3 separate regions of the Homo sapiens genome follow, and regions 1 and 2 are each linked to region 3. Evidence: chromatin loops called from intact Hi-C (ENCODE). Cell type or tissue: Calu3. All regions are shown on one strand. Each heading gives the region's core, and the rest is flanking DNA. Links, peaks and the distances in the headings are about the cores only. Region 1 has its middle 41 kb from the start of SMIM30. Region 2 has its middle 300 kb from the start of SMIM30. Region 3 has its middle 170 kb from the start of SMIM30.

Region 1 (10,983 bases), core at 1,506-9,505, 130 kb after region 3:
CTGACTTCCTAGTGAATGCCGACGCTTTTTAATGCCAACATTTGTGGAATGAAAGTGTTGAAGGAGGGTTCTCTTTCAAGCTTTAACAAAGCCCAAATTTCAGTAAAATAAAAGTTAATGTCACTTTATTAATTACACATAATTCATATTATCAACTTCTAATACAATCTTTGAAGAAGTCAAATAGCATCAGCTTACCCTTTAACACTATCTGCACCCTTTTTAATTAATTACATCTTTAAAATATTGACTTCCAAAGCTAACATAATTCTTTCAGGATTCTTCTGTACTGATCAGGGAATTAGGCTTTGTATTTTTCATAATATAATAAAAGAAAAAAATGAACTTTGAGGTCAAAAAGATCATGTTTTTAATCCTCTCCTTTCCATTTAACAAGGCATTAATCAATTAACCTATATGAAGTACACTAACGTTCTTCATATGTGAAAGTGTGGACAACACGCAGCTTCAATGGTTTGTGTGAGCATTATGGAAAACATTCATGACACAGGAAAGCACCCAGCATTACCTGGTACTCAGTAGGCATGCCATAAGTATGTCATGCTTGGAGGGATCACTGTCACAAAATGTGAAATGAGGTTACGACATAGAACTTTTTTAAAGGCTACAAAATATCATAAAGCCAAATTTTAACCTTTCTATGCCTTTATCTATGCATTTAATTTAGTCAAAAAGCATTACTGTGTCTCTTATGTGTGCAAGTCTGGATTCTAGATGCTAGGAACCCCAAGATATCCATTTACTGATTTCAAGGGGAAAAAATGTAGTTGTAGGAATAAATGTGTGAGAATAAAATCACAAGAAAATGCAATAAGAATGTTTACCTAGATACTTTATGAAATTGACCAGATATTTTGGTTTTATGTGGATGTAGCCATGTCCATCTTTCTAATTCAAAATTCACTTAATCTATGTATAGATTATGCAAACTGTTGGTTCACTAATTGGGCTCTGAAGTCAGTATCACTCTAGGGAACTACTAAAAGGATGAGAAGATCAGAATCTGGTTCATTACTCCTCACCCTGTTCTACAACAAGCAAAGATGTCCTGACTTTAGCATCTTTACATAATGGGGTTCAATTCAACAGTTTATTAATTTAAAAGTTGTCCAGAGCAAACAAATAAAGGTTGAAAGTCACTAATAAGAATGATTGTTTCACTTAAGCCAGGCAGAGGAAGACAAATATCACATGTTCTCACTGGTATATGAGAGTTAAAAAAGTTGATCTCATGGAGGTAGAGAGTAGAATGATGGTTACCAGAGACTGGGAAGTAGGGAATCTAAAAAGAGATTGGTACGAATGTACAAACACACAGTTAGAAAGAGTAAGTTCTAATGTTCAGTAGCAGAGTAGGTTTACTATAGTTAATGACAATGTATTGTATATTTCAAAATACCTTAAAAAGGGGGTTTGAAATGTTCCCAGATTATAGAAATGATAAGTGCTCAAGGTGATGGACCACTCAGATCCCCTGATTTGTCATTACACAGTCTATGCATGTCACAAAATATCACATGTATTCCATAAATATGTACAAATATTTAAATTAATAAAAATAAGTAAAAATAAATCTTATCAGACAACTCAAAAAAGAATTGTTTCATTAAAGCAAACTATTCAAATTTAAATATCATAGAATTATTGCACATATCATCTCCAAATTTTAGCAAGGGTGTTATAGGAAGCCTCTCCGCACATGTGACCTTTGAGCTCAGACATGGAGAATGGAAAGAAACCAACTATTCCAAGAGCTCAGGGAATAGCATTCCAGGTAGAAGGAATAATTCCTGCAAAAGCTCTGAAATAGTAAAGTGTAGAAAACAGTTTCATTGAAGAAAAAAGGTAGCCAGTGTGAGCCAGTGTGGCTGACGTATCGCAGACAAAAATGCAAGTGGAACAAGATGAGACTGGAAAGGGAGGTAGTTTTGAGATTGTGCAGGCCCTTGTAGGTCATAGTAAGGAGTTTGGATTTTATTCTACATTCAAGGAAAAGTCACTGAAGGCTATGATTAGGGGAGTCTTCTTTAAAAATTGCTGTGGCTTTAGTATGATAATGAATTTGAAGGGAGCAAGAGGAGAAAATGAACAAGTTTAAAGGTATTAGTATAGTGAAAGAAAGAGATCATGGTGTCTTAGATTAGAGTAACAGCAGTGGAATTGCAGAGCTATGGATATATTTTGCAAGTAGAATCTTCACAAACTTGCTTGTGGATTGGATGAGGTAGATACAGAAAAGAGAGAAACTGAAGATGATCCCTCTTTATTTTGTGAGCAACATGTGGTGCCATTTACTGAGATGGTGATTTCTGGAGGGAAGACAAGTCTGGGAAAACAATCAAGGTTCTGCTTTGGACACACTAAGCTTGAGATGCCTGTTTGACAACCCAGTAGATCAAGTAGGTAACTAGGAAATAGAAGAAGGAGAAGAAGGAGAAGGAGAAGGAGAAGAAGGACGAGGAGAAGAAGAGGAGGAAGAAGAACTAAGAATTATTGGGCACTTTTACTATATATGAGATACTGTCTGAAGTTCTTGGCATGTATTAAGTCATTTACCCTCAAAACAGCTTATGAAATAAGTACTTTTAGTATTATTAAGTACAATTACTAGTATTTCTATTGTATTACAGGGGAAATTTAGGCACAAAGAGAGTAAGTAACTGGACCAAACAAGTAGTAAATGGTAGAGCTGGGAACCAAGTCCACTCAGTCAGGCCCTTGAGCCCATCATCTTAACTTCTACACCCCATGGCTTCTAGGACTTGTGGCCCAGGAGAGCAGCCTCAGTTGTAAATAGATATTTGTGAGTTCTTAATTAATAAACTTTTTAATCCAAAATATATTTATCGAGCACCTGCTATGTGCTCACAATGCATCGGATGGTAATAAAGGTTTTGATGAAAACAAACACAGTGTAAGGAAAGTAGGAGTGCCTGGAGTTGGAGTGAGTGCTGTGTAATACAGCGTAGCCAGGGATGGTCCCTCTGAGGAGGTGATATTTGAGCACAAAGATGAAAGAAGTGAACATGCAAGCTGTGCACATATCTGATGAGTGAAAGTGTCACAAACAGAAAGAACAGTAAATTCAAAGGCCCTGTGGCAGAGGCATGCTTAGCATGTTTAAATATCAGCGAGGTAGCTAGGGTGGCTGGAGTAGCATAAGCTAGGGAAAATATTAGGCTGAAGAGATACTAAGTAATCAGATACTATTTAAACCATCTAACTAGATGAGATCACCTATGGAGAGTGTTTAGAAAAGAAAACCTAGCCCTGAAGCATTTTTTATTTAGAAGTCAGATAAAAAAGAAGAAACTGCAAAGATAGAAGGAAAGCTCTGCAAACAGGAGAAAAAGCGGAAGAGTGTGATGTCAGAAAAGCTAATAGCAGAGAGTATTTTAAGGAAGTGATAAATTGTTCAATGCTTCTGACAAGTCCAACAAAATGCGGATAGAGTCAGGTCCATTAGATTTGGCAACATAGAAGCTGTTGGTGATCTTGACAAAAGTAGGTCCACTGGAATGGTAGAATGAGGATGGGCTTTATTATCAAACTAAAGCCTAAATTCTTGTTTTACCATTCATAATTTCATGCACCTTTCGTAGGTTCCGTAAGGTGAACCTACTTTTGTCATCTGTAAAGTAAGGTAAAAACATTCCTCTTGGCCAGGCACAGTGGCTCATGCCTGTAATCGTAACACTTTGGGACGCCAAGACAGGCCAAGGTGCTGGAGCTCAGGAGTTCAAGACCAGCCTGGGCAACACAGTAAGACCCCCATCTCTACAAAGATTTAAAAAATTAACTGGGCATGTTGGAACATACCTTTGGTCTCATCTGCTCAGGAGGCTGAGGTGGGAGGATTACTGGACCCTGGGAGGTCATGGCTGCAATAAGCCTTGATTACACCACTGCACTCTAAACTGGGCAACAGAGTGAGACCCTGTCACACACACACACACACACACACACACAAAATCCTCTTACAGAATTGTGATGATTAGTGATAATGTATATAAAGCATCAAGCCACTCTCTGATCCTGGCCTTTTTTTACCAGCCTTAGTAACTGAGCTTCTGCTTGTTTCCAAGGCCCAATTCTCATCTTGTGTTCTGTTAGAAATTGCAGGGATGCTTTTAAAGAGTGGAAATATGATGACATAGAATTAAGGACTCAGAAACACCTGAATATCATCATTGGCCAGAATTCTCTCCAGGCTATGTCCTTTAGGAAAAGAGAGTAAAGCATCTTATGAGATGAAGCTCCTAAGGTGCTCAGAGGCCACACACCTCAAATGGAGATGAAAAGGAGCAGGGCAGAGACATTCCCCCTGTGCCTCCCATGGCTGATTGGGGCAGCGGTGGAAGAGGGGAACTAGAATAGGGTTAGGTCCAGGACCATGGAAGGATAAAAGCCTCTGAAGAGAGAAAAAATGGCTATAGCTACTTTAAAGGAGCCCACGTCTTATCATTCTGGAAGGAAGAAACAAGGTAATTCATGCCCATCTGTGTTCTTTTAAAAAAAAAATTTTTTTTGAAAGTTCTACCTTCTTGCACTATGATGGAAAGAGGGCCTTCGAATTGTATCTATCCCTGACAACATTCCTTCTTACGGTGAAACCTGTACCTGGGTATGGGAGTGGGGAGTGCAGGGGGATGTGGAGGGTGCAAGAATAGAAAAGAGCCTTGGGCTCCCCCTAGAGGTCTGTATGCTCCAGTTTGCTTAACCAGATTTCTGCCTTGTTCTATGACTAAATAGCTACTTTAATAATATTCTTAGAACTAGAAACCTGCTACACACTTTCCATTCTTTCCCCTTTCCACCATACCCGCATTTAAGTTTCCCCCAAAATCCAGCTCTGAAGCCATGCCTTGCATACTTGAAGATTTACTGGCAAACTCCTTAGATACCAACTGCCTGCCTGCCTTGACATCTGAGATTATTGATGCTGAATTCTCTCTTATTGCATATTCTCACTAATTACTGTTTTGAAGCCTCCAGAGAGGACTGTTTGCCTACGTATTGACAGAGATTCTAGATATCAATTCAGCCTCCTATGCTGGATTTCTTCCCAGCACCTGCTCCAATCTAATTTCAGATTTCTAAAATTCAATCTAATTTCAGATTTTTGTTCTTTCCATACAGCACTGTCCTGTTGCAGTGAACGTGCAAAAACTGGCGATGTCCTAAGCTGAATCTGTGTTTATTCTTGCAATTGGCTTGAAAATGTTGTTTGCCATTAATGAAAAATGTAAAGCAATGATTACTTTAGACTGGGAGACCCTGGATAGCAGGGTTAAGCCTTAATTATCTTTAATCTCTAGGATCTAGCCCACCACCTGGCATATAGTAGATGCTCAGTAGATGTTTTCAAAGGAACAGAATAAATTAATTCACTTTCAGGCATTTATGAGCTAAGCTCAATATCACGGGGATAATAGCATAGTTGTGTCTAGCTGACTTTACTTTTGAAGCGGTTAATGTGAATCCAACAATTTTTCCAAATTTTCAACAATTAAACTAGCTTACTATAGGCTTTTTCTAGTGCCCTTTCTAAAAAAATTAAAAAGAGAAGCCAGTCTATAAATTTGAGGTTCAAGGATAGTCACTAACATCCTTTGAGGACTTGAGGACATGTCGTGAGTCATGAGGTGAAAGGAACTGAAAGTGAACCCTGGAATAACAAAACTGCCCACTTTTTAAGGAAAATGGGGCTTTCTCTAGTGTGGTAATGCCTTCACGACATTCCTTAGGCAATTGAATGATCATTTCTCAAGGATTTCTCAAGAGGAAGAAAATAGGTCAATAAGAGAGCTCTGTCCATTTGGTAAGAAGTTACCTCAAATTCCATGTGAATGTTTGCACTTAAAATATAATGATTTTTAAATGACAATTCTAAATATTAATGTGAGATGCTGGTAAAAAAGTAGTCAGTTATACTTAGATAATTTACAAAGTTATGTCACAAATATCTTCATTAAAACTGGCAAAAACAGCAAAAATGCATCTACCTAAGAATTACTATAGGCCTAAAATACCATATTTGTTGCATGAGTATGATATCAGCCACTGATGTTCAAAAATAATTAAAAGAACGAGTTGCTATTTTTTTAACAAAAGTCCATTGATTTGCCTGGTTTTCTTTTTATTCAACAAATTTCACAACTACTTTGCTAGTCACTAATAATACAAAAAGGAGAAGGGACTGCCCCTAACCTAAAGAGTTCTCATTCCAGTTAAGTAAAAAATTATACCTTGTGATTATTATCTCATATTTTACTAAATTAGTTAAGCTGACCAGCTAATTGGTGTTAAATAGACACAATCAACTTGTGTCTATTTAAAATTTGTTGTGCAACATATGGGTTATCTATATTGTGTATTTCTCCTCCTTCTTAGCCCTGCTGCTCAGTTTTGTTATTTTACTACTTAGTAACATACTCATGAGACAATGGACTCAGAAAACCGTAACAAGTGAAATTATTCTTCAACTGACGTATTACGAAAAAAGACTTGCATGCTTAACTGATAAATATAAATGTGTAAGATGCTTTTGGATTACTATAAGAAAAGGTAAAAAGAAATGTGAAGGAAAGATATAAACCAACAACTCACAAAAGAAAAAAGGTTCACCTCATTACTAGTAAAATAGATGTAACTTTAAAACAGTAACATGCCATGGGTCACCTGTTCTGAAAACAGTTTTCAAGATTGATAATGTCCAGATGATAAAAATGTGGCAAGAACAGAATTTCATATATGATAGTAGAAACAAACAATCAAGATAATGTTTTAGGAAGAGATTTGAGTGATATGTCTCAAAATTTTAAATTTGTATGTCATGTACCCAGTAATTCAACTCTAGAAATCTACCCTATAGAAATATTTACACCAGCTCTCAGATAAGAATGTTCATTTGAGCCTTGTTTCTAATAGCAAAATTGGAAATAATCTGAATTGTGATTTACAAAAAGGGAGATGACTGAATAAATTACTGCACAAATCATATAATACTAAGTAGCAATTAAAAGGAATGAGGTTAAACTATGTGTACTGACATGGAATGTTATCCAGCATGTAGCTTTAAGTAAATGGAAAACAAGTTGTAAGTGTACAGTATAATTTCATTTTTGTGATAAATAGAAACCAACAAGCATGTATGTGCATGTGTTTGTTTATGCTTAGAAAAAGTCTAGAAGGATATTTATGATCATTAACATAGGTTCCTTCTGAAGAGTGAGACTGGGGTCAGAGTGGAGGAACAGCTCATGTTTGTATCGTTTGATTTTTTACAAATGCATATTAATTTCACTTTTTAAATGTTTTAACTACTCTTTTCTCCTCCTTTATCAGCAGTTCTGAAAAAAGAAACATTTTAGAGCCTGGATTTAAAATTCAAATCCTGACTTGGCATTTTCTAGATATCAAACTAATACCACAGTCTAAAAAATAGTAGCCATAATCTTTAGGTTCCATGTCTGCATTGACACATATACATGAAGGCTTTGTTCTAAAATCCCATAGTTTGAGACCTGAAGCAGAGAGTGTATACCAGTGAACACTGCTTATGTTGTGTGTGGGGTGAAATGCTATATGCTAAGAAGGATAAGCCACAGCCAAGGAGCCCCATCACACAATTCGATGCTACCAGAACTCAGTAAGTAGAACAGTCAAGACTCCAGCAACCCAATCTTTATGAAGCGTATTTGAGAACTTTGTACACAGATACATTATTTAACTTCAGGATTCTCCATTTAAGGTTATAACCAAATTGCTTCTGTGAAGTATTTTTGGGCTGCTAGATATTTTTGTCTAAAAGAAGTTACTTGTAAAATCTTAAGACAGACAAATTTCGCAAAAATTTTTCCATTAGCATATTGAAAAATGTCACATGTTTTCTCTATCAGATTTCATAAATTGACAGCCATTTTATTAAGTTAAATGACATCAGCTTTAATAATGTTTTTATTTGTCAGTCATTAGATTATTGTTCTATATTTATCTTCTTCCTGAGAGGAAAATGAACAATCAGTACCATATATCTTTTGTCCAGAAAAGTTTCTTGTCTTCCAGGATTTTATTGGATATTCTATAATAATTATAATAGTGACTGTGCTTAAAATTTATTGTGAAATTGCTGAATAACGAACACTGTTCTAAGTGCTTTACATAAATTAACTTATATTTAATCCTCATAACAAACCACAGAGGAGGCACTATTATAGTCCCATTTTATAGAGGAGGGAAATAAAGCATAGAGAAGTTTAGTAACTTCCCATAGTTATACAGCTGGTAACTGGAGAAGCCAGACTTCAAGTCCCAGGAGTCTGGCTCCAGGGTCTGTACTCCAGTCCTGACTTCTAGACCATGTTGCCCAACTACCCACAAACCAGAAGTATGTGTGATTGGGAATTGCAAGGCCAGGGTCTGATGAAGGTGAGCATAGAGTGTTGGTATGAGGTATATCACAAGCCTTGCTCATCCCCACCTCTGCATTCTCCACACCCAGAAATTAACAGGGAAGAAAATATAATCCCTTTGCACATATGATCATTTAAAATGTCACATTTTCTGAAGAGTATGGTTTTGTCATTTTGATGCATATTTCCACCTCCTACAAATACAGCATTCACTGAAAAACAAAATTACTCTGAATTATATAAAACTCCTTATCTGATATATCTTGAAACCATAAAATAATAGTAGTAGATCAATTATATTGATCCACACTAAGGCTTCCAGGACACCAGCCTGAGCATACACCCTTCCCAAAGGGAAAATTCCAGGAAATCTCTGACTCCTTGGAATACTCTAAACCAGAGGTTGCTCATTCACACACCAATAGGGTCCAGAAAGCCAGGAAGGTAAATTTAATATGTAGATCCTGTGGAGTATAATATAATCAGCAGTGGGGAAACGTGGAAGTAACTGGAGAGGGCACACTTCACCTAAGAACATGCAGATTTAGTTTTTTAAACACTGAACTAGTCACATAAAATACAGCAGAAATTATATTCTGCTCTAAACAGAATAGCATAGCAATTTGCCTCTTGGTCCGTCCAATCTGACCAGTTTATTCCATTTCCTGGAGCACTCTGTTACTGTTCTTACTCTTCCTCTGGCCTCAGCTTAATGCCAATCTCCCAACAAATCTTCTCTGACACCCAGCAGATTGGATTAAGTGACTATGGTATATACTTTTCATTATAATTTTGTTAAATATAATTTTTATTATAATTTTTTGTTCAGAAGCTTGCTATTAACTATCAATCCCCGGAATATAAGATCCCTGAAGGTAGGAACAGAGTCTATCTTGTTCACTCTTAAATTCATTTAGTCATTCAAAACATAGTTATCGCACTCCTATTAAATTCCAGGTACTATTATTCTAAAAACAAAACATACCAGTGAGAAGACAGCAGGCAAATTCTCTGTACATAAGCCTCATTGGTCTTATTTTAGTGGGAAGATGTGGAATGAATGAGTGAATTAATTAATTCATGAATGTGTGCTTTGTTAGATGGTGATAAGAAATGCAGAGTATAAAGTAGTTAGGGCAGAGGGTGTGCAGGTTGGGAGTAAGGGTTACTGTTTATAAAGGCTGGCAGAGAAGATCTCTCTAAGAAGGTGACATTTGAGCAAAGACATTAAAGAAATTATGAGTAATACATAAAGCTATCTGGGGGAGAGCTTTCCAGACAAAAGGAACATTGAGCCCACAAGTTCTTAAGCAGGAAAGTGCTTTGCCTGATTGAGGAACAGCAAAGAGCATTAGTTTTTGGAATATGCTCAACAAATGAATGAAGTAATTAATGTGTTCTCAAAGACAGAGCTGTTGAGAAGCAAAATATAATCATTTTAATATTACCTTCTCTTCCTTCCCTTATGACAAAAAAAATGCCAATAAAGAATGAAATGACAGAAAGATTAGAGAAGAGGGGCAGGAGGGATCTAGGTACTATAATACATAATTTAGTAAGGATGATTTCATGATTAACTCTTTCACATTTGTTCATTTACATAAAGGCCTAAAGTTTGGCATGGCCAAATGATATGTGCACCACAGTGCAGATTTATTTAACACCAGTATATGCACCATTCACCAATATCTAACCATGATTGTTAGACTATTTTTTACTTTTGAAAAATTGTGCTTCACCTTTTTTCAAATGTTTGAGGTATAAACCTCAAACATTTATATGTTAATTGGCATTATATATTAGTAATTGATCTTTTCTATTCTTCATGTTTCTTATCATTTAAAATGCATTAGTTACCATGGAAGCAATGTCACGGAGTAAGGGCAAACCTGGTGACATCCACAAGTGAAATATGAAATCAATTACCATAATGGCTGTGCAATTTATGGTAGTTACTTAGAAAAGGTTTAGCTGATCTAATGTGAAATAAATATCGTAGAATGTGTGGGAAGGTGTGATCACGCATCAAAGTTTCTTTCTCCCACAATCTCAGGTGAATTTTATTACAAGCCACCATCATAAAATGTATGTCTTATTTCAGATACGTTTTTGCCACAGAAATCATCTCAGAAATGGTTCATAGTTTCAGTTGTCCTGAGAAAAGAGTGGCTATGAAATAAAACAGTTTCATTTCCTATAGCTTATTCACTGCTCTTCCACTCCAGGATCCTTGCCTCCTTCCAAGCTGCCCCTCACTCTGAAGTGCTGACCTCCATCCAGTGACTGCTCTGCAGAAGATGAGTCTGCCTCAACTCAGGAGAAGGCACAAGGTCGACAACCACTAAGATGGTGAGATTTTAGAGCACCAAGAACATATCTATATAAAAACATTACCCCTCACCTATGGTTTCTTGTGCATGAAATTCCACCATTTATTTCAGTTTGTTGAGTATCATCTTCCCCCTAAAAAAAAAATAATAAAAAAATAATAACCCTTACAAATTTCAGATCTGAATTTCAGAAATTTGAGACTAGAATGCATCTCAAA
Region 2 (10,983 bases), core at 1,592-9,591, 130 kb before region 3:
ACAATAATGCCTTCTGAAATACCTTCTGAAGGACTTGCCTGAGGCAGTTTTACAGTTAGCTTTAAAAAAATAAATAGAAGAGGTACATTCTAAAATAACAATAACAACTATAATATAATAAACATATAAACCAGTAACATAGTTGTTTATTATCATCATCAGTATTATATACTGTACATAATACTTTTATATGGCTGGCAGCATAGTAGGTTTGTTTAAATCAGTATCACCACAAATATATTAGTAATGCATTGCACTATGGTGTTATGACTGCTGTGACATTACTAGACAATAGGATTTTTTCAGCTTTATTATAATCTTTATTATTATTATGCAGAGACAGGGTCTCGCTATATTGTCCAGGCTGGTTTCAAACTCCTGGCCTCAAGGAATCCTCCCACCTTGGCCTTCCAAAGCACTGGGATTATAGGTATGAGCCACCGCCATCGTACGCTTATGGAACTACTGCCTTATAATGTGGTCTATTGTTGATTAAACTGTCTTTATGCGGGGCATGCTGTACCAGCCATAAACAAACATAAAACGAAATTTTAAAGCAATACTATTTATAAGAGTATGCATAAACATCAAATACCTAAAAACAAATCTAACAAAAAAGAGTTGTAAGATCTCTATAACGAAAACTGCAAAACATGATGGAGGAAATTTAAAGTCCTAAATAAATGGAGACATATACTATGTTCACGTATTTAAAGACTTCTGTAAAGATACCAATTACCATCAAGCTGATCTATAGATCAAATTCAATCAATAGATTAAATTCCAAACACTCTCAGTGGAAATTGATGAATTAATTTTTTGCACTTTATTTTAAAGAATAAGGGGCCAAAAATAACCAAGACAATGTTAAAAAACAAAGCTAGAGGTCCTTAAACTTGAAGTTTTTTAGTACGTCAGAATTATTTTACTATCATATTTATTTTATCAGTATGTTCTACTTAGCTTAGACAAATTGCTGCTTGTCCTAAATCCCTCCAGTTGTTTGAACTGAGTGGTCCTAAGCTTTGTTACAGTAGATCCCTAAAGAATTGTTTATCAGAGTTGTAGTTGGCCCCACTGTTACAAGGGACCCAACCCTTGTGGAAACTGGACATACCTTGAGCTTTGTTTTGGGCACATCCCTTATTTGCTTTTAGTGCATTTTCCTTTTGCTTTTCTTTTTTCCTCTTATAATCTCTAAGCTTCTTGCCTTTACTTATGCCTTTTATCTTAGTCTTTTAACTTTCATTTTAATATTTTAATCTCATTAATTGCTAATCTCTTTCCCTTCATTTTAAAGCCCAACTATTTTGTCTTATTATTTTTAGCCCAAAGTTTGGGAATAAAAAGTTGACTTCCCTGTGGGCTAGTCTTTCAGTTATTAGTTCTCACCAAACTCATTTGTGAACAGAACCATGAGGAGCTGAATAGTAGACAGTTTAATTGAGAAACCTTATACTCATTGAGGTCTAAAAATAGTATTTGTTTGTCTTGTATCTGCTGCCCACTGTTCTCTAACCCCCTCCCTGATAAGTAACAGAAATTCTAATTATTCTTGTATGTATCTGGTTAATAATCAATCAATCAAAAATATTAGTAATGTCATATGTACTCTTTGATGTTCTAATCCCTTTCCTTAATTTCCCTATTTTGCAGATGAGGAAGTTTGGATTAAGAAACCTGCCCAGGCTCGCCCGCTAGAAAGTCATAGAGGCAAGGTTTGAACCCTGGCAGTTTGACTTTAGAGCCCATAACCATTATAAAAAGCTCATTGAGAGAAACCATTACTTATGTAAGATAGCTCTTAATATATTTAGTATATTCATTTTTCATCAAGGGCTTTTATCTAACATACTTGAATAGGCCTCATGACTTCATAAAATCCTTGAATTTGAAGGAGACTTCTATGTGTATACAGTTCAGTTCTTGATATTTGCAGTAGTTGTGCTTTATAAAGTGACCATGAACACAGAATTAGCAAATACTGAGTCATTGCTCCTAGAGGAAATTTAGTGTTATTTTCCTTGGAAAAATACAGAGATAAGCTTTTGCGAGCATCTGGGAACAACATTTCTTATCAACTGATTAATACATAACCTTGTTTTATGTGTGTTTCTGTTTAAAGACATCATATTTAATATTTATTGTTAATTTATTACCAGTGAACTCATGGCCAACATCACTATAAATCATTCCTGAATAAAGCGTATCTAACATACATTTTCTGCATAAGGCACATCCCAGCCTTCTCGTGCTTAGGAACATTAAACAGCACTTCAGCACCATGCTTGGGAGCCATTTTAAACAGAGAAATCATTAACAAAATGCAAAAAATGTGAAAAAAAATGTGGCACTAAAGGATACTCGTTTACAGTTTGAGATCGGAAACAAAAAAGCAAAGTGTCACCCGTTTCCACATCAGCTGGGAATGTGCACATCAGGAAATTCAAAGTTTTTGATGTTTTGCACATGCATACATCTGATAATGACTTTGAAAGGACCTATGGTCTTTGAGGTTACAAGTACACTTTAGTGCGTAGGTGAATTCACAAATTCAGAATCTGTGAATAATGAGGACCAATTGTATATTATCTGCTGAGAAGAAGAAGCTTAGTGATCAGCAGATCCTTAAAAAAGTCTGTGACCTCTCACTCCTTAAGGCCAAAACCAAGACCCGGAATAAGTTAAAGTTACTAGATTATTTGACTCAGGCTAAGCGTATTGAGGATATCACGAGTGAACAGTATTATATTTGCACTTTGTATAATTCCTTCTACTGTATTTTGGTGTGAACAGCAATGTTTCACACTGAGGACTAAGGAACTACCTATGTAAATACACCCTCATTTACAAGTGAAAACTTGAAATTACCTAGTGACCAAATGACCTATTATATTAATGTCACTCATTGACATTTGTCAATTTTGTCAACTTTAATCAGTAGAATTTCTAGGATCATTGTAATGATAAAGATAAGGGAAGATTTTATTCCCAATGTTGTATAGAATCATATTTATAAGAACACAGAGAAGATTTTCCTCTAATGCCAGGACAAAGTAAGCATTTTTATCTGAAGCTACTGGCTTAGTTTTATCAAGGGCACATTATAAATCTTACAGTGATTTTCTTTCTCTGCTTAATGTTCACTGCTAGAAAACTTAGCCAAATGTATGGTCCAACATCAGCTTATGTATATATGTATATTATCCTTTTGATTTTATCTTTTCAAGTATTATTTTACATATGTTCAAATTTTCTCACCTTTCCTTTTTATATTTTATTTTATTTCCCCTTAAATCATCTCTTAAACAAGAATGAGTATACATAAATAAGTTCTGCATATAGAATTGTTTTCATTTACAATCTTTTAAAATTCCAATGGGGAAATGATAGGTACCAGTATAAATGTGACTGCTGATAATTTCTGTCCAAATAAAAGGATCAAATAAATAAATTTCTTAGGCATGACATCAGACCTAGGGAATCAGTAACCCTGAGAGAGGGGTCCAGCAAGCTGGGTTTCAACAAGACCTGTGGGTGTTGGGATGCACACTCCACATTACTCCATGGGAAAATAGGTATCACATGGGTCTCACTCACGCTCTCTTTTGCCCTAAAAACAATCTTGACTGTGCATGGGCAAGTTTTCAACCTTGATTGTGTACTGGAATCATCCAGGAAGATTTTTGTAATCATGACATGCCCCAGAGCAATTACAGGAGGAGTTGAGAACCAGTTATCAATATTTTTTTTAAAGCTCCCAGGTGTTCTGATAGGCAGTCAAAGTCGAGAGCAAATTCTCTGTCTCTAAAGACAGGTTCATAGGTCCAGTCATAAAATTAATGAATATTTTCGGCATCTCTGAGTAGTTCTTCAGGCTTAATCTTCCTCCAAGAAATCCAAACTGCTATGTAGCTGTGTCATTTTGAGAAATTAATAAGCTGCATTCCCATCTCACTGCAACATAAATACCATGCTAGTCAAAGATTTAAATGTTTAAAATATTGAGTCTATAAAAGTACTAGAAGAAAATATGTTGAAATTCTGCAAAATCTTTAGGTAAAAAAGGCCTCAGAATAAATAACTGTGGCATAAACCAGAAGCAGCAGCAGGAGGCCAGATAAATCCCACTATGTAAACATGGGTACAGAATGATAATGATATCAATTATGAGCAGGCAGATTATTTCCTATGTTCCCTTTGACTTCTCTACAGTATTAACTTAAGCATGAGAACTGAACCTAGTCTTCATTGATACAAAGTGAAGAGACACCTCATGTTAGTCAAAGATAATTATGTCAGGTTCTTGGCCTTTCTGTGGCCCAATTTAAATACCAAAAAATTATGGGAGATAACTCTGAGCCAGTTTTAGTCTATCTAAAAGGAAATAAAAATTTTCTCAAAGGTAGGAGAAGGAGGTTTGGGGATCTAAGAGTGACAGGAGACTTGTACCCCATCCTTGTCTGGAACACCAGGAGGGAAGGTCCTTCACAGGAGTTGCGACTGGCATCACAGCATCATGGGACCAGTGAAGATGAAGTAGGAGAGCTGAGGCAATCCCACCAATTTCCTGTAGCTCCAGAGAGCAACGGAGGAGAAGATGAAATTACCCTGAAAAGTACACAGCTGTAAGTTCTGAGAGAGACCTATGGGACCTGAAGAGATCTCATTGGTTGTAACAAGAGCATACACCAGCAGATGGCAGCAGATGGTTGTAACAATAGGAAACCAGCAGGTGGCTGCCACGGGGTTGGGGAACACAGCCATTTTAGTGAGGCCAATCATCGGTGGGTGTAATGGCCAGCTCAGCAGATGCAAACAGGAGCAGAACCCAGCTGAGGGACCAATCATATTCCCCCAACACCATGACCCTCAGAGAACACCCAGAATTTACAGTATCCCCAGGGAGAAATAGAGGTAGAGGAGTAGAGGAAATCCTGAGTTGACCTTGTTTAAACTTGAAATGGATGGAATTACACTGGAGTGAATGCAGTTCACCTGTTATCACGTGAAACAGAGGAAGGGCTGGAGGAATGCCAAGAATATGAACAAAATTGAAGTACTCAGAAATGAAGGAAAATGTTATTTTTAATTTTTTATATACCTGAATATAGCCTGAGAAAATGATACCTTAGAAACTCTGCAAAGCAAAAAAATTATAAATTGTCAAAAGACAAACTTAGAAAGTGAGAGCAAATATTGGCAAAACAAGGGGCTAATTTTCTTTTTCTTTTTCTTTATTTGACAGAGTCTTACTCTGTCGCGCCCAGGCTGGAGTGCAGTGGCATGATCTCAGCTCACTGCAGCCTCCGCTTCCCAGGTTCAATGATTCTCCTGCTTCAGCCTCCCGAGTAGCTGGGATCACAGGCATGTGCCACCATGCCTGGCTAAAATTTGTATTTTTAAAAGAGATGGGGTTTCACCATGTTGACCAGGCTGGTCTTGAAATCCTGACCTCAAGTGATCCGTCCAACTGGGCCTCCCAAAGTGCTAGGATTACATGCGTAAGCCACCATGCCCGGCTAATTTTCTTGATATACAAAAAACTTTCAGTACCTTTTAAAAAGTTTACTTTTTATTAAACAAGGAGAACTATACAATAAGTACTGTGCAGTTCACCCACCTGGAATATACCCTCATTTCTGGAATTTTACACTGGAATAAAGAGAGCAAATAAAATAAAGTGGTCAAAAATTCAATCTGTGTAAAAAAAAAAACATACCTAATTGACACTTTTATTACTGAGAAAACATTTGGCTGAAAGATCTGAATTTACAATATATTAGTTAAATCTTAGCATATCATCCTTTCTTTTTCCAAATTGCAGCGTCATAGAATTGACATGCTAGCTGTCCTTTCCTTCTTTGCCTAGATCACGAGAAACTGTGCATGCAAATCATTCACTGGTTCCAAGAGTTTCCCCTCTAATAAGTCAGACTACAAAGAAACCCATTCTACCCACCTTTCCCTCCTCTTTCTCCCATTAATAATCAATATTAGCCAACCCCATTTAATTTTAAAGAATCGCCTTTGAATTATTTTTCAGGAATAGACAAAACTAACGGTAAGAGGTCAACATCCTCAAAGCCACTGTTACGTATTCCAGGCTTTAGTACATTATTCCTAATGGTGTCCCAGAAGTCTAGATATTTTCAACTTAGGATGATTAATAAACATTAACAAATTTTTTAGCCTAGTGTGGTGGGGTGTGCCTGCAGTCCCAGCTACACAAGAGGCTGAGGCAGGAAGATGGCTTGAGCTCAGGAGTTAAGGGATGTAATATGCTATAATCCCACCTGTGAATACCCACTGTGAAATAAAGAAAAAGTAAAGAAATTAAAAATTTTAAATTCGTTATTACATATTTGCACCCATTCTTCAAACTATCAAATATTACTGTGAATGTATCATAATTTATCCAGTTATCCATCATTTAACTGAAATGTGTTTTTTCCTCATTAATGTACTTATTAAAAAGGGGTAAACTTTTTTTAGATATATTAATATATGTTATCTACATTTTTTCTATTTTTACCTTATTTTAACTTTGCTATACAACTATACCCCTTTGTCATAGATTTAAGATAGTTCGACTTTTGCCCTGCATCCCTTACACCCTCAGTATATTCAAAGACTTTGCCCCTGCAATTATCTCTTCTCTCATTTGTATCATTAATTTTTCCTTCTCTATTCTATCATTCCCATCCTCACAAAATAACTACTGTAATAACTCCTTTCTTTAAAAAAGAAAGATTAAAACTCTCTCCACAATTCCACTTTATTGCTTCTAATTACACAACCACTCAAAATAATTGTCTTTGTTCATTTTCCACATTTTCATCTCCCTCCCATTCTCTTTTGAATCCACTCACACTACTGCTTTCAGTCTACTCTGGTTAAGGCCACCCATCATCTCCATATTATCAAATCCAGTTCTCTGAGTTCATTTACTTAAGAATGGGCCAGTCTTCATTAAAAAAAAAAAATCCTTATTTAGCTTCTGGGACTCCTAGTTTTCTTTGTATGTTGCTGTCTCCTCCTTCCTGATTTTCTGCTGGATTCACTTTCTCATATTAATTGTGGAGCCCCCTGAGGCTCAATATTTTGGACTCCTCTCTATTTACACTCACCCCCAGGTAATGAATTGCAAATATCATTTATAAGTTGGTGAGTTCAGTAGTTTTTATCTCAAGTCCCAACCTCTCCTCTAATCTCTAGAATCTTATAAAAACAGCTTATATATAGATTGTCTCCCTTAGATGTCCTAGTAGGAATAACAAAGTTGAGATGCCCAAACGAGAACCACTGATACCTCCCCAACCATCCCAAACTATTCCCCAACTTGCTCTTCCTCCAGTATTCCATATCTTGGCAAATAGCACCAACATTTCTCAGGATGCAAACTTTGCTCCTTTCCTTGATGTCCCTTTCTCTCACAGTACACATCCAATCCATCAGTAAATTCAACTGGCCTACTCGCACAATTCAGAATCTGACCATTTAGCACAATCTTTACCACTCTCAACATGATCAAAACCATCAGTTTCTGTCTCTAGGAATTTTGCTAGCCTAAATGATCTCCCTCCTTTACGCCATCACCATGCCTCCCCTTCATTGTTTATTGTCCATTTGAAAGCCAGAGTAATATTTTTCCAATGAATTAGGTACTCTCCTTCTCCAATAGCTTTTTATCATACTTATAATAACATTAAAATCCCATACAAAGCTTTACATGAGCTGGTCCCTGGCCAAATTACCAATTTCATTTCCAATTTATTCTTCCTCTCTCTCTTTGCTCTAGCCACACTGGTGTTTCTGTTTCTCCCAAACATAACCAGCATGTTCCTAATTCCAAGTCTTTTCCCTTACTATTCCCTCTACCAAGAATGATCTTCTCCCAGATGTCTTTCTGGCTTGCTCCCTGGCTTCATTAAGGTCTCTGGTCAAATGTTCTTTTCCCTTACTCTCACTCCTCCCTATCCCCACATCAAACACAGAATCCTCCTTAACTTCTATCATCTTCCCCTACTTTAATTTTCCTCTTGATTCTTCTGACTCATGGTATTATTTCTATATCTACTTGTTTGTTTATTTTCTTTCCTCCACTGATCTTGAGAGATAAAGAGTTCTACTTTATTTAATCCTTTATCCCAGGCATCAAGACTAGAGTCTGGCACATAATAGTTGTTCAATAAATATATGTTGAATGAAAGAAAGGATAAATATTTAGCTCTCTAGTTTCACTGTAATTTATTTTAGTGTATAGTGTATTAAAAGAACCTAAACAGTGTTACTTCAGCATAGCTAACTAGTTTTATGAAATCCATTTATGATACACATTTTTGCTTCACAGTCGTTTATAATACCTCCATATCATTTATTAAATTACATAATAAGTTATCTTTGGGGGCTGTTTAATGTATTTCATTGTTTTCTATGCCAGTAGAACTTCTAAAAATAGTTATATGATATATTTTAATATTTGATAGAAATAATCTCTCTAGATTATTCTGATTTACAAAATTTCTTAATTATAATAGCTTTTAATTCTTTCAGAGCACTGTTAGAAACACTTTGCCAACTTGTAAAATTATTCATTGGGATTTTCATAAAAACTATAATTGATTTTGAAATGGTTGATAACTTAAATGTATTAATTCTTCCTAATATGATAAGCATCCCTATTTATTAAAAACTAAGTGGAGTGTTATAGTATTCCTCATAAGAGTTTCACAGATTGTTCATTAAGTATTTTCTTTGTAGTTTATTTTTAATGGCATTGAAAATGAATTTTCCACACTGTACTTTTTATTTATGTAAATAAAAATAAAAATACTTATTTACTTATTTTTATTATTAAAATATATAAAGGCTATTGATTTTGCCTTTTAAAAAGATTTTCCTTTGTGTTATTTTCATACCGTCAGTTGACACCAACCAATGAAAATATAATTAAATTATTAACCATATCTCTTTATCACAGATGATGCCTATTTTTAAATCAACTTTCTGGTGAAAAATAATGAGAACTACAACAACAGTAATAATAACCTCCAGTTAGCCAATGTGACAAAATGGCAAAAGAATTCAATTTTGGAGCTTCTTTAAACATTTTTTTTCATCTTAAAATGCTACATAATTAAATATGATTGGATTGGACTTTTATGGCATAAAAATTTCAAAGTCAAACTCTCAGTTACTACTTGCTGGATTATCTGTAGAATCCTTTTCATATTCCACTTCCTTCCCCCTCCCAAAGCTCGTTGCCCTCTCTCCTAACCATTCTGCAGCCTGATGATATGCTCTTGATGATTCCAAACTAAGGCCAAACCAAGAAGTCAGGGACAGACTTGGGGGCAGGTGTGTTGAAAGCATGAGTGGTGGTGAGAAGTCATGGAAAAGCAGTGTGTGCATTTTTATTAGAATGAGCTTCTTGCTGAGTCTCTCCATTAAAAAAATAATGTTACTACTAAAAATGTCCCTCCCATGATAGATGTTGTTTATTTTACACAGAAAAACATTTCCTGACGGCTGTTTTTCAACATTTAATCTTGTGACAATAAGAAAACATGAGGTAAAATATATTAAATACACTCAATATGCATTACACATTTCTGAATCACTATTCAATTTTACTAAGTGAACACACAGTAATTAGTTTGATCCTCTTTAAGAGAACAAAGCATTGACTGATTTCATTGTGCTGGGTAAATCAGTCACTATATGCCTTTCATTCATGGTTAGCACATCTCATGTTGCCAGAGTGGAATTTTTTGGGGGCTTCTGAGTCTGTTCATCAATCTCATGAAATTGATGGGTTGAACAGCACTGAAGACAAGGGAAAGAAAGCTCTGAAGTCCATGAGCAATGTGGTGGACTAGTCAGCAGAGGTGATTACAACCCCCACAGTTCTGGGCTCCAGCTCCCCAAAGGCAAGCAACGATGGGCAAGGGAGAATGACTTGGTACGTGCCAAGTCTCACAAATAGTCAAAATTACCTTTGCAACCTTTATTGTAGTAGTATTCATAGTTCCCCTTGTCATTTAATTAAGACCATTTTCCTCCCACTCTGAACCCCACCCCAAATAATTTACTGCCCATTTTAAACTGTCTAAAAGGTTTGGTGTACACATGTGTGTGTGTTTATGTGTGTACAGAGAGGGCTAATTTAAAAGCAAGTCCTATGAGATGTCAGCATCATTAAATTCCTTTTAAACATAATTAAGATACATTTAAACCTCAAGATATGACAGCTTCTTCAATACAAAGTTTTGTCCTTTGCGTGCTGTCTCTACACACAAGTAATTTTCCTTAATATTACCCAACAATAGAGAAGGAAACCCCTAGAGCAAGGAGCTATGGCTATAGCAGAAGCTAAGCTGTTGCCCTGCTCTTTCTTCTTCATTTGAAACTCATCTTCTTTTGATTGTTTGTTTTCCTTTAGTCATCTCTGAACTTCTTCAGCAACCTCCTAAGCCATCTCGTAACTTCTGCATCCTCCAAAGTTGAAGATCTCAGATGTTTAGATACTTTTGGTGTATCTGTCTTTGACCCAGGTGTGGATGTATTTTATATATTTCTACATCATGTGGTTAGTCATTTTCTGCTGGCAAATCAAACACACCTAAGTTTGAGATCTATGTCTTCTGCTTTTGCCTCCTGACATATTGCTTCCATTTGTTCATTATCAGAAGGTCAGTGGGAGCAAATGCAAAACCGGACCATAAACGTGTCTACTTTTCTCATTAGAATACAAAGTGAAAGGCTGTAACTTTGCAGATGCATCAACCCACCATTCTACATCAACGTGGTAACAGGATCTTCACTTCAATCTGCCAAAATTCCAAGTTTTAGGATGAGGACGACAACTTTGATGAAGGGACTTCAGAATATGAGCTCACTCTGTGGAGTGACACTCAGGACATGATCCATTTTCACATGTTCACCACTAGCAGGAGCACCACTGGTGGGTGAGGAGACCCC
Region 3 (10,983 bases), core at 1,195-9,194:
GGTGTGAGCCACTGCGCCTGGCCCCTCCCCCTATTTTCTAATATTTTAAAATTATTTTAGTTATTTTAGTGTTAGTCCAATCTCTGTTTTGCAGGTGAATCATGGAATGTGAAGACCACCAACCGAGTCATACTTTTAAAGACCTAAATAAATTGAGGAATATGTCATATCCATTAATTTTAAAACTCAATATTGTAAAGATTTCAAGTATTCCCAAACTGATCTATAAATGTAGTGATATTCCAATCAAAATCCTAGCAAATTTTTTTAATTGGCAAGATAATTTAAAATGTTGGTTGGAAATGTAAACAGGTAAGAATAACCAAGACGATCTTAAATAATAAATAGAACAAAACTGGAGGATAAACTAGATATCAAGACTTATTTTAAAACTATAGTAATTAAGGCACTGTGGTATTGGAGCAAGAATAGGCAAAACGATCAACAGCACAGAAGAGACAGTCCAGAAACAGACCTACACTTAAGAGTTAAAAGGTAAGCCACTAACTAAGAGAATATATTTGTAACATATTTATCTGATAAAGGACTTGTATCCAGAACATATATAGAACTTTGACAAACCAATAATTAAAAACAAATTAATCATTAGAAGAGACAAAATACTTGAAAAGGGACTTCAAAACAACAACAAATAGCCAATAAGCATTTGAAAAGGTACTCACTATTATTAGTTGTCAGGGACATGCAAATTAACAGCACAGTAAAATACAACCACACATCCACCTTAATGACTAAAATGAAAAAGGATAGCAATATCAAATATTGGCAAAGATATAGAGCAATTGATATTCTCAAACATTTTATGTAAGTGTAAATTGGAATAATCACTTTTGGAAACTTTTTGGCAATGTAAGGGAAGTTGAACATATGTTTCCCTATGTTCCAGTAATTTTTCTTCAACAGAAATGCACACACATATGCAAACAAAGACATATAACAAATTTCATGGCAGCATTATTAGTGTCAGCAAAAAACTAGAAGCAACCCTCAAAACACTCAATATTAAAATTGGTAAATAAATGTATATGTTCAGGCACTGGAATACTTTACAGCAAATGAAAATTTAAAATCCACTGCCACAAAAAAATACGGATAAACTTCATAATTATAGTAGTGAGTGAAAGATGCCAAACACAAAAGAGTATCCTACTATTTGATTCATTCTATTTATATAAAGTTCAAAATTAAAACAGTCAAATTAATCACCAAAATAATAGTTAACTTGAAGGAATGAATGAAAAAGTATACAAAGAACTTCTGGTGTTCTATAAATATTTATTTCAGAAATACCACATGATCCTTGGGGTGTTACTTCACTAGCTAGAAAAATTTGTGACCAGTATACCTTTGCCCAAGTTTCCCTCAGGCCTGTTGGGCTCTGCCCACTCAATCTGGCCAGCTACACTCAGCTTGTGCTGTCAGCCTGGATCCCACACCTGCCAAGGGTGAGCCAGGATTGGAGTGGCAAGGGGTGCATGAGCGAGCAAGCACAGGGTCTGGCTGCTGCCCACAGCCAGGCATGCCGGCTGTGGTGGGGTGGGCAGCTCCAGGATCTGGCACAGGTGCCAGCTCTGTGCAAGGCTGCAGCTGCCCCATGTGTACCACAAGTGGCTTCCACTGTGGGCTCCAGGGAGCACAGTGGCACCTGAATGCTTGGAGACACCAGGAACCATAGAGCCCCAAAGAGGGCGTCACAGCTCTGGCTCAGGAGGCCTAAGGTCTGGCCTCCTCTCTCCTTCTTGTTACTTGCAATGCAGTGAGCAGGGGGGATGTGTTTCAGGCCTGTTTGTGTTACAGTTCTTTCGGTCCTACCATTTGGTGGGTCCCATGTTCTTGTCCTGTGTCCAGGAAGAATGAGGTACATGAACAACTAGAGGGTGAGAAAGGCAAATAAGTGCTTTATTGAGTGACAGTACACCTCTTAGGAAACCCGTGCTCCTTTCTGCAGACAGGTCGTTCCTATGTTTGTGCAGCCATCAGCGGAGGGGAAACCCAGAGTGGGTAGCTCCTATCCAGACTTAGGAAGGTCATCCTAAAGTCTGCTCAACTCTGGCTGAATCCAGGATTTTTATGGGCTTCAGAAGAGAGGAAGTGCATGCTGATTGGTCTATGGGTGGTCATGGGTGGACCTAGGGAAAGGCATCGTAAGTCCTCACTCTGGTCTGCGGAACTGGTGGCTAGGCCCCCAGGCCCCCAGGCCTCAGGCCATTCCTGGCTTGAAGGTGGGGCTTACCCGGGACCCTTTCTGTCCAGGAGCCTGTCTGCCTCCTGCCATCATCAACCTAATGTTTATGGCACCCAGGCTGTGCATGTCAAGGGGCGCCTGCAGGTTTACACCAAGTCATTTTTAGCCCCCTCATCAGCCTCCCTCCAATGCTGGTCAGCACCCAAAGTCGAGAGGATGCTGATGTGGCAAGGGGCTGGTATGTCAGCATCGCCCTGAGCACACACACACCCAGCTGGGGTGTGACAGCGCCCAAGCTCGCCCACAGGTTTGCTCTGAAATAAGAGTGGACCCTGGGAGCAGGGAGAGGCCAGGCAGCGGGACCAGACACTTTCAAGCCTGCAGGGGCAAGGGACTTCCTGGGCCCCTGAGAGCACAGTGATGCCTGGTCCACAGCCGTGGCTGGGCAGCTGCAGATTTGCCTGTAAGGGTGGAGCTTCTGCCCCTCCAAATTGGAAGGGGGCAGGTGGGGATCCCACCGGCTCTGTGGAGTGCAGCCCTGGCTGCACCTCCCCTACTGCAGCCGGTATCATGGTAGCAGTCACTTCAGACAGGGCGCCGCTGCCATCAATATTATATTTTTGATCTGAGTAGTGATTACACACCTGTGTTCTCTTTATAAAAATCTTTGTAAAATTTAAGTGCTCTGGAAACTGAAGATGTTTAATTTTTTCTATTATTTTTTCAACAAAAATTTAATAAAAATGATAGCAATTAAATGCTAAATAAGAATGCATGGAAGATAGAAGAATATTTAAAGTTATAATATTCTAATGTGTTTTTGTTATCCTAAATGGGAATAGATTGATCAGTTTTCGATATTGTTAAGTATGCATATTAAAATTTAAGGATAACACCACCACCAAAAGAATAAGAATGGAATGTAAAACTTCCAAGTCTGGACTATAAAATATGGATAAGAGGAAAGTCCCATATGTACAATAGAAGAAAGAGAGCAGATGATAGTACAATAGCCTGTAAGTGAACAGAGGCAATGATTTGAGCCAGGGTAAGGTGGAAACTCTCAAAGCTACAATCTCAAAATGAAATGATAAACTGGAAAAATATCTACCTACTGGCAAAAGTAAAGAGCAGGAAATCTATTTGGTCTCCTTGTGAATTTTGGGCCCAGGGTGGGTGTGGAAGAGGCCTCCCTTGAGTATTTTAGCAATAGATATGTTAGTGGTAATTAATTTCTTTTCTTTTTTTTTTTTTTTTTTTGAGATGGAGTCTTGCTCTGTCACCCAGGCTGGAGTGCAATGGCATGATCTCGGCTCACTGAAACCTCAGTTTCCTGGGTTCAAGCAATTCTCCTGCCTCAGCCTCCCAAGGAGCTGGGATTACAGGCATGTGCCACCACACCTGGCTAATTTTTGTATTTTTAGTAGAGACAGGGTTTTGTCATGTTGGCCATTCTGGTCTCCAACTCCTGACCTCAGGTGATCTGCCCACCTCAGCCTCCCAAAGTGCTGGGATTGCAGGCATGAGTCACTGCACCAGACCGTGGTAATTAATTTCAAGGGTCACAGACTTTAGGTGCCCCAGGGAACCTTACTGAAGCAAATGTAAATACATTTTAGAGGAATTATCTCAAGTTAGATAATTGCATCAGACATACTTAAATAGGTACTTACATTCCAAAATTACAAGACACATGAGGAAATTTGGCACCATAAGGAAGTGGCAGCAGAGAAAACATACTATCAAATCTCAAAGAATTCAGATATTAAAATTGTTAGAGACAAAATGTTAAATATGTTTAAAAGTATTTTAAAATGTAATGGATGAAGTTCAAAACATAAAGAGCAGGAGGCTTTTTAAAAGATGTCTGGCAGATTTGAAAGAAGAATAAATGGAATTTCCAGAAAAATATAATTGTTGATGTTAAATATTTAACCAGTTCAAACAAACACAATAAAAACAGCTGAAAAGAAAATTAGTGAATGAAATAATGGGATACAGTGAACCAAAAAGATGGAAAAAAGTAAGCAAAAAGAACTAAATACAATGCGCTTCAAAGAAGAAATTACTGGAAATAAACTCTCTTGGGATTTTATGCTACTTAAATAAGTTTGATGATGTTAAGGAGGGCTAGAACGAGGAGGACTCCCACCAAAATACTATACAAGCTAATAAGTTAGCCTTCCATAGTCCTATGGAAGGTAATAGAAGAATGCAAGACTCCTGGTCACAGAGAAGAAGTTTAAGGCAGCACAAACAATAGAAGTATTGTCATCATAGTTGTATTGGTTTCACTGAACCCAAAATTGCACAGAGCAACAAGGAGAGCTAGGTGGAGCTGCACACACAGGAGTATGCTGCATAAGGGAAGCTTGAGCTTAGAGAATCCATTGATTTTAGAGCAAGCTTGCCCAACCTGCAGCCCGTGGGCCACATGCAGCCCAGGACAGCTTTGAATGTGGCCCAACACAATTTTGTAAACTTTCTTAAAACATTATAAGGTTTTTCTGCGATTTTTTTTTAGCTCATCAGCTATAGTTAGCATTAGTGCATTTTATGTGTGGCCCAAAACAGTTCTTCTTCCAATGGGGCCCAGGGAAGCCAAAAGATTTGACATCCCTGAGCAAAAAGCAAGACTGTTCTTTGTCCAAAGGGATACCTGGTGTATGTTTTACCTCACATTTCAAAATTGCCTTGAGCATTAACAATTCTAAGAAGTGGCTTAAGGAAAGAACAGCCAAAGTATATTAGACCATTTTCACACTAGTATAAAGAATTTCCCAGAGACTGGGTGATTTATAAAGGAAAGAGGTTTAATTGACTCACAGTACCACACGGCTGGGGAAGCCTCAGGAAACTTACAATCATGACAGAAGGCAAAGCAGGTACATCTTACATGGTGGCAGGCAAGAGAAAGAGCATGTGTAAGCACAGGAAAAACTACCACTTATAAAACCATCAGGTCCAGTGAGAGTTCACTCACTCTCATGAGAACAGCATGGGGGAAACTGCCTCCATATTCCAAACACTTACCTCCCTCAACATGTGGGGATTACAGGTCCCTCCCTCGACACATGGGGATTACAATTCAAGATGAGACTTGAGAGAAGAGAAAGAGCCAAACCGTATCAGAAGGTCTTACAGTTTTGGACCATTGAGCAAGATACACAAGAGGTCCAGAGAGGCAGATTCTCCATATGTCATTCTAACATGAAAAGAATTTGCCAGAAAATAAGGCACCATTCCTCTAATACAGCAATCATAATGAATCTTGGGAGTTCTGTTTCCATTTAGTCTTTTACCTACCTGTCAAATCTTAAATTTCCTGTTAGATCAAGGTATTTTGTTTTGCATTGTTTAATCACTTTTTTTGGCATTTTTCGTTTATAATATTGTTTAAATAAACTTTTCATTTAAGAACTGTTTCAGATTTTCAGAAAAATTGTTGAAATAATACAAGGAGTTGTATCATTTTTGTATCTTTGTATTTTTGTATTTTTTATTTGTATTATGGTTCCTATATCCAGTTTTCCCTATTATTAATATCCTACGTTAGTATGGCATACATTTTATAATTAATAAACCAATATTGATTTATTCCATACTTTATTCAGTGTTTTGGTTTTAACCCAATGTCCTTTTCCTTTCTAGGATCCTATCCAGTATACCACCTTACATTTACTCATTGTGTTCTCTTAGACTCCTCTTGGCTGTGACATATCTATTAGATTAGTTAAAATAAAGGAAAAGAAAATATTTAAATTTATTTTAACTTATTCCTTGTCCAGTGTTTTTCCTTTCTTTACATAGATTTGACTTTCTGACCTATATCATTTTATTTGTCCCTGAAAACGTTCTTTAAACATTATATGCAAGGCAGGACAGCTAGCAAAAAAATTCTCTCAATTTTGTTTGCCTGAGAAACTATTTCCTTCACTTTTGAAGGATAATTTCACTGCATATATAACTCAAGGTTGGTGGTATTTTTTCAACATTTCAAATATATTACTTCAGTTTCTTCTTGCTTACAAGGTGTTGTGAGTTGAAGGTGTTGTGAGGTGAATTATTTATACCTGCTAAAAAGATACATTGAACCTCCAGTACCTGAGAATGTGACCTTATTTGGAAATAATGTTTGTGGATATAATCAAGATTAAGATATGTCATAATGACATATGTCCTTATAAAGAGAGTGATATGAAGACACAACAAACACAGGGGAGAAGGCCATGCTATGGTGGGGGAAGATATTGGAGTGATGCAACTGCAAACCAAGAAACCCCAAGGATTGCCTTCACAGGAAACATAGTCCTGCTGACATCTTGATTTCAGACTTCTAGCCTCCAGAACTATGAAAGAATAAATGTCTGTGATTTGAAGCTACCCAGTTTGTGGTACTTTGTTACTGCAACTTTATGAAACAAATACACATGGGTTTCTTAAGAGAAGTATGCTGTAATTCTTATGCTTGTTCCTCTATAGGTGAAATTCCCTACCCACATACCCACCCACCCCTCACACTCTTGGCTTCTTTCGAGATTTCTCTTTGTCTTTAGCTCTACAATGTGAATACAATATGCCTTGGTGTCAAATTTTTTGGTGTTTATTCTTCTTGGTACTCTATGAGCTCTCTGGTCTGTTGGTTTGGTGTCTGTCATTAATCCTACAAAATTCTTGGCCATTATTTCATTAAATGTTTCTCCTGCTCTATTATGTCTTACTTCTCTTTCTGGTATTTTGTCTTGTTTTGTCTTGCGTGTTGTTTTGGGGCTTCCCTAAGCACTCCACCACCCCATCTTAAAGAGAGTCTGCAACTCTCATCCTTTACAATTTAATCTACTGTTATTATACAAGATCCCTCTTAGTAAAGTAGTAAGGTGTAAGCAAAAGAAAGCATTCCATAATGTTATCATTAAATATCCATTTTTTAGTGGGCTGATGTATCAGACCTGTGACTTTCATACATGCTTCTTAGCTTTTTTCACCCCTTGGGAGAGACAGGAAATCTAGAGTCTTTTCTGGCTTTCCAAGGAAAAGCCTAGAATGAGATCCCTTCTGGGCTGGGATTTTTAAATATTGGCAACTCATTCAGGTTAGCTGTCTATTTCCAAACTGTTCAAATAATTCCAAGTGCACTTTACTTTGGACCTATGTTATAATCTATCAGTTGATTATTTCCCCTCTAAATTTTTCTACAACCACTCAAGTTGTAGCAACTTGGGGCCATCTGAAAATGTCTATCATTTGAGTAATTAGATACATATACAATACCAGATATATGGTCAATATCAGTAAGACATTATTTAATATTACTTTCTATTAAAATCATAAAAGACTTAAGTCTAAAATAAGTCTCTTGCTAAAGTTGTTAAGGTTTACTAAACCTGTAGTCAGTCTTGTGGCAATAAAAAATAGTTCACTTTATTCGAGGAACTGTTTATATCCTTAAAATAATTTAGTAACTCCTCTCTAAACCGCAATCCCTTTAACTTTTGCGTTACCAATCTATTTCTTCTACTTTAACAATTTTGTACTTCTTAATAAGAATCCTTCTCAGTTACTCCACAACCCTTTCTAAATAGTGAGTTCAAGCCAGAGAAAATGTGGAATGACCTCAGGATTCACATTATGTGTCCCTATTTTCCAGCCTAATACTGATAGCAATAGGAGACAGAAAAATTCCTATGCAGACAGGGGCTGGTCACAAGTAAGGATCAACCTTCAACCTGAGGAACAAGCTGCTTGTTCCACATAGAGTCCACGACCAGAGTGAGAACGTCTATCCCCATCTTACTCACTCTCTCTGGACTGGTTCCTTCTGGATGATGCCTTTTAACCAATCAAATGCTGCTTTTTCCAAGACCACCCATGGACCAATCAGCATGCACTCCCCCATTCTAAGCCCATAAAAACCCCAGAGTCAGCCTCACAGAGGGCAACCCACTTTTGGGGTCCCCTTTCACAGCTGAGAGCTTTCCTTCTGTTGCTCAATAAAATTCTTCTCTACCTTACTCACTCTCCAGTGTCCACGTACCTTATTCCTGTTGGCCATGGAATAGGAATGCAGAACTTGCCAAGCTGAGGTCAGCGGGAGCAAAAAAGCTCTAACCCTCATGTTTGCTGAGCTGTGGGTGATGGAAATAAACCGGCTATAATCCTCCCATTCACTGAGCTGTGGGTGGTGGGAGTAAAAAGAGTTGCAACCCTCCCTCCTACTTGCTGAACTACAGGAGTTGCAACAATACCACAACTGGTTCTATATTGCAACGCTTTTAACCATACCATATGTATTTTAAATAAGCTGATACTGGACTTCAAGAGACAGTGAGAGAGCATCTTTATGAATAAATGAATCCCAGCAACCTTAGCAAGAGAGACTTATTTTTTATAAAGATGGGTTCCTACTATGTTGCCCACGCTGGTCTCAAACTCCTGTGCTCAAGTGATCCTCCCACCTTGACCTTCCAAAGTGCTGGGATTACAGGTGTAAGCCACCACACCGGGCCAAGGGTATAATCTTATCTAGCTCTTGACTCTTAAGTAAAAAAAGGCAGACTAGTATGGTGGTTATATGCAAGGGCTTTGGAGTCAAGCAGGCCTTTGTTAGAATCCTGGGTCTGAGCCTGGGCAACATAGTGAGACCCTGTCTTTACAAAAAAATAAAAATATAACAGAATTAACTGGGCATAATGGCAAATGCTTGTAGTCCTGCCTACTCAGGAGGCTGAAACAGAGCCTTGGTCTGAGGATTGCTTGAGCCCAGTAGTTTGAAAATGCAGTGAGCTGTGACCACACCACCGCACTCCAGGCAGGGCAACAGAGTGAGACCTTATCTCAAAATACAGCAAAAAAACAAAAAACAAAAACCTGGTTCTGGAGAATACTAATAAATTACCTTCACAAATTAATTAACTATATTCTCTTCCCTATAAGATGAAAACATAGACTTGTAGAAAAGTATATAAATGAATTAGCAGAGACTCTGGCCCATAAATACATAATAAATGAATAGTAGTTATAATTAGTTACAAGAGTTTTCTTTTGTCCATAAATTTGTATTAAGATGCTATAGGGGACCTCTGTGAATTTTAATCTGACTAAAGAAAAAGAACTTGCTAATTACCTTCTGTTTTCCCCCAATGACATATATTCTATTTAATGAGTTTAGATTTTGAATCTTGGCTCTATGCTTAAAATTTTATTGCCTTAAGAAAGTACTTAACCTCACTGAGTCCAAGTTTTTTCATTAATAGTAGACATTACCAACTGATTTCCTATGTTTAGATTAGAGAATTCATTTATTTAATATAAATTTTTTTATTTTTCTACTATGTACCAGACCTTATTTTAGGAAATTTTGATACAAAGGAAATCAAAATAACCAAGGATTCTAATGTCAATGATTCTAAATCTCCTTTAGGATTTAGTAAATCCTAAAGGAGATTTACTAAAGGGTTAAAAAAAGAATCAGCCACTATTAAAACAAGTACTTTTTTTTTTTTTAAAGATGAAGAGAGCTTTTTAGGCAGAGGCTACACCAAAAAAAACCCAAATGCTGGAAATATCTTGCATGTTTAGGAACAGAAATGAGCAAGGGCTTTGGAATGTTTTCAATGTCAAAAGAAGACTAGTCAGCTGGGCTGAAGTAAAAGAAACTCAGAAGATGATGGGGAGAGGTAGACAGGGCCATATGGCATAGAGCCTTGGCAACAGTTATTACATTTGATTCTATTCTAAGTACAATGAAAAGAGTTTTGAGCAGGTGCCTTTAATGATGGACCTGTATTTCTAAATGTTCTCTGTATTGATAACAGACTAATGGCAAGAATAAAAGCAAGACCAGTTACAAGGCTGCTGAAGGAGTTCAGGCAAGAGGTGGTGGCAGCTTTTATGGGAGTGGTAGCTACGGAATGAAGAGAAGTGAAAATATTTAACATATTTTGAAGATAAGATTAATAGCATTTGCTGGATGGGAAACAGTTAAATCAAGGATGACACTTAGGCTTTTTGATAGATGGTGGTACCTTACACTGAACTGGGAAAACAATGAAAGGAGTAAGTTTGGGGTGAGGAGTAATGAGCAGTTCAGTTTTAGGCATGTTGAGTTTAGATGCTTAAGACAAACCCAGATGGAAATATCAAGCAGATCCTGTATTTCTAAAGAAAGACCTGTACTGGAAAGACACTTAGGAAGACTTTGGCACATAGATATCTAAATGGTGATAAATGTGATCAATCTCCTAGGAAATGCATGTTGCTCAATAAAGAACCAGTATGACTTCCATCCAGGACTTTCATCCAGCATTTGGAGCTCTCGTAAGGAGAAGGTGCAGCAAAGAACTTGGTGAAAGCGCCACAACAAAGAGCAGAAGGAAAATCTAAGTGGCTGGTGTCCTGACAAATGAGAAAAAGGTGAAGAGAGGTCTCCTGTATGGAATGCCACTGAGTGGATTCCATTGAATTAAACAACTAGGAGTCACCGGGACATGGAAAAAAACAGTTTCAATGGAGTGATGGGGCCAGAAGATGCAGTGCAATGAGTTGAGGAGCAGTCATAGACAGAGAGTAAAAATACCTCTCATCTCTATTGCCAGTAAACTTTCATGTCTGGAGAACACTTTGTACTTGGTTTCCAAATTACTAACCTGGTACCAATTCCACTACAGTAGATATTAAAACTGAAAATATATGATCAATTTGTAAACTCAAGATGACTCTCCTTATAAGAATTCTAATTCTTCTTGTGTAAAGCTTATTCATTACAAATAAAAAAGAGA

Evidence for each region. Hi-C counts contacts between places; a loop is a spot of excess contacts. Peaks named below come from ENCODE experiments on the same cell type or tissue, not always from the same donor. Only the 100,000 strongest peaks of a DNase experiment are listed, where the experiment ranks them.
Region 1: it touches region 3 in a loop (8-fold over the local background); 15 of 110 quality-filtered maps call a loop at or near these places.
Region 2: a loop joins it to region 3, with 2.1 times the contacts of the local background. A loop is called at or near these places in 4 of 110 quality-filtered maps.

The regions. Positions count from the first base shown.
Region 1 is chr7:113,153,668-113,164,650 of GRCh38, reverse strand. No RefSeq gene overlaps it. Among named protein-coding and RNA genes, the nearest start is that of SMIM30, 41 kb to the right of the region's middle. In Calu3, for the core only: a CTCF peak has its summit at 4,728 (motif pointing left); a DNase peak (open chromatin) is centred at 4,690.
Region 2 is chr7:113,415,639-113,426,621 of GRCh38, reverse strand. No RefSeq gene overlaps it. Among named protein-coding and RNA genes, the nearest start is that of SMIM30, 300 kb to the right of the region's middle. RefSeq lists an enhancer at 4,483-5,005. In Calu3, for the core only: a CTCF peak has its summit at 4,678 (motif pointing right); a DNase peak (open chromatin) is centred at 4,721.
Region 3 is chr7:113,282,901-113,293,883 of GRCh38, reverse strand. No RefSeq gene overlaps it. Among named protein-coding and RNA genes, the nearest start is that of SMIM30, 170 kb to the right of the region's middle. In Calu3, for the core only: no CTCF peak of the experiment used is centred there; a DNase peak (open chromatin) is centred at 4,553.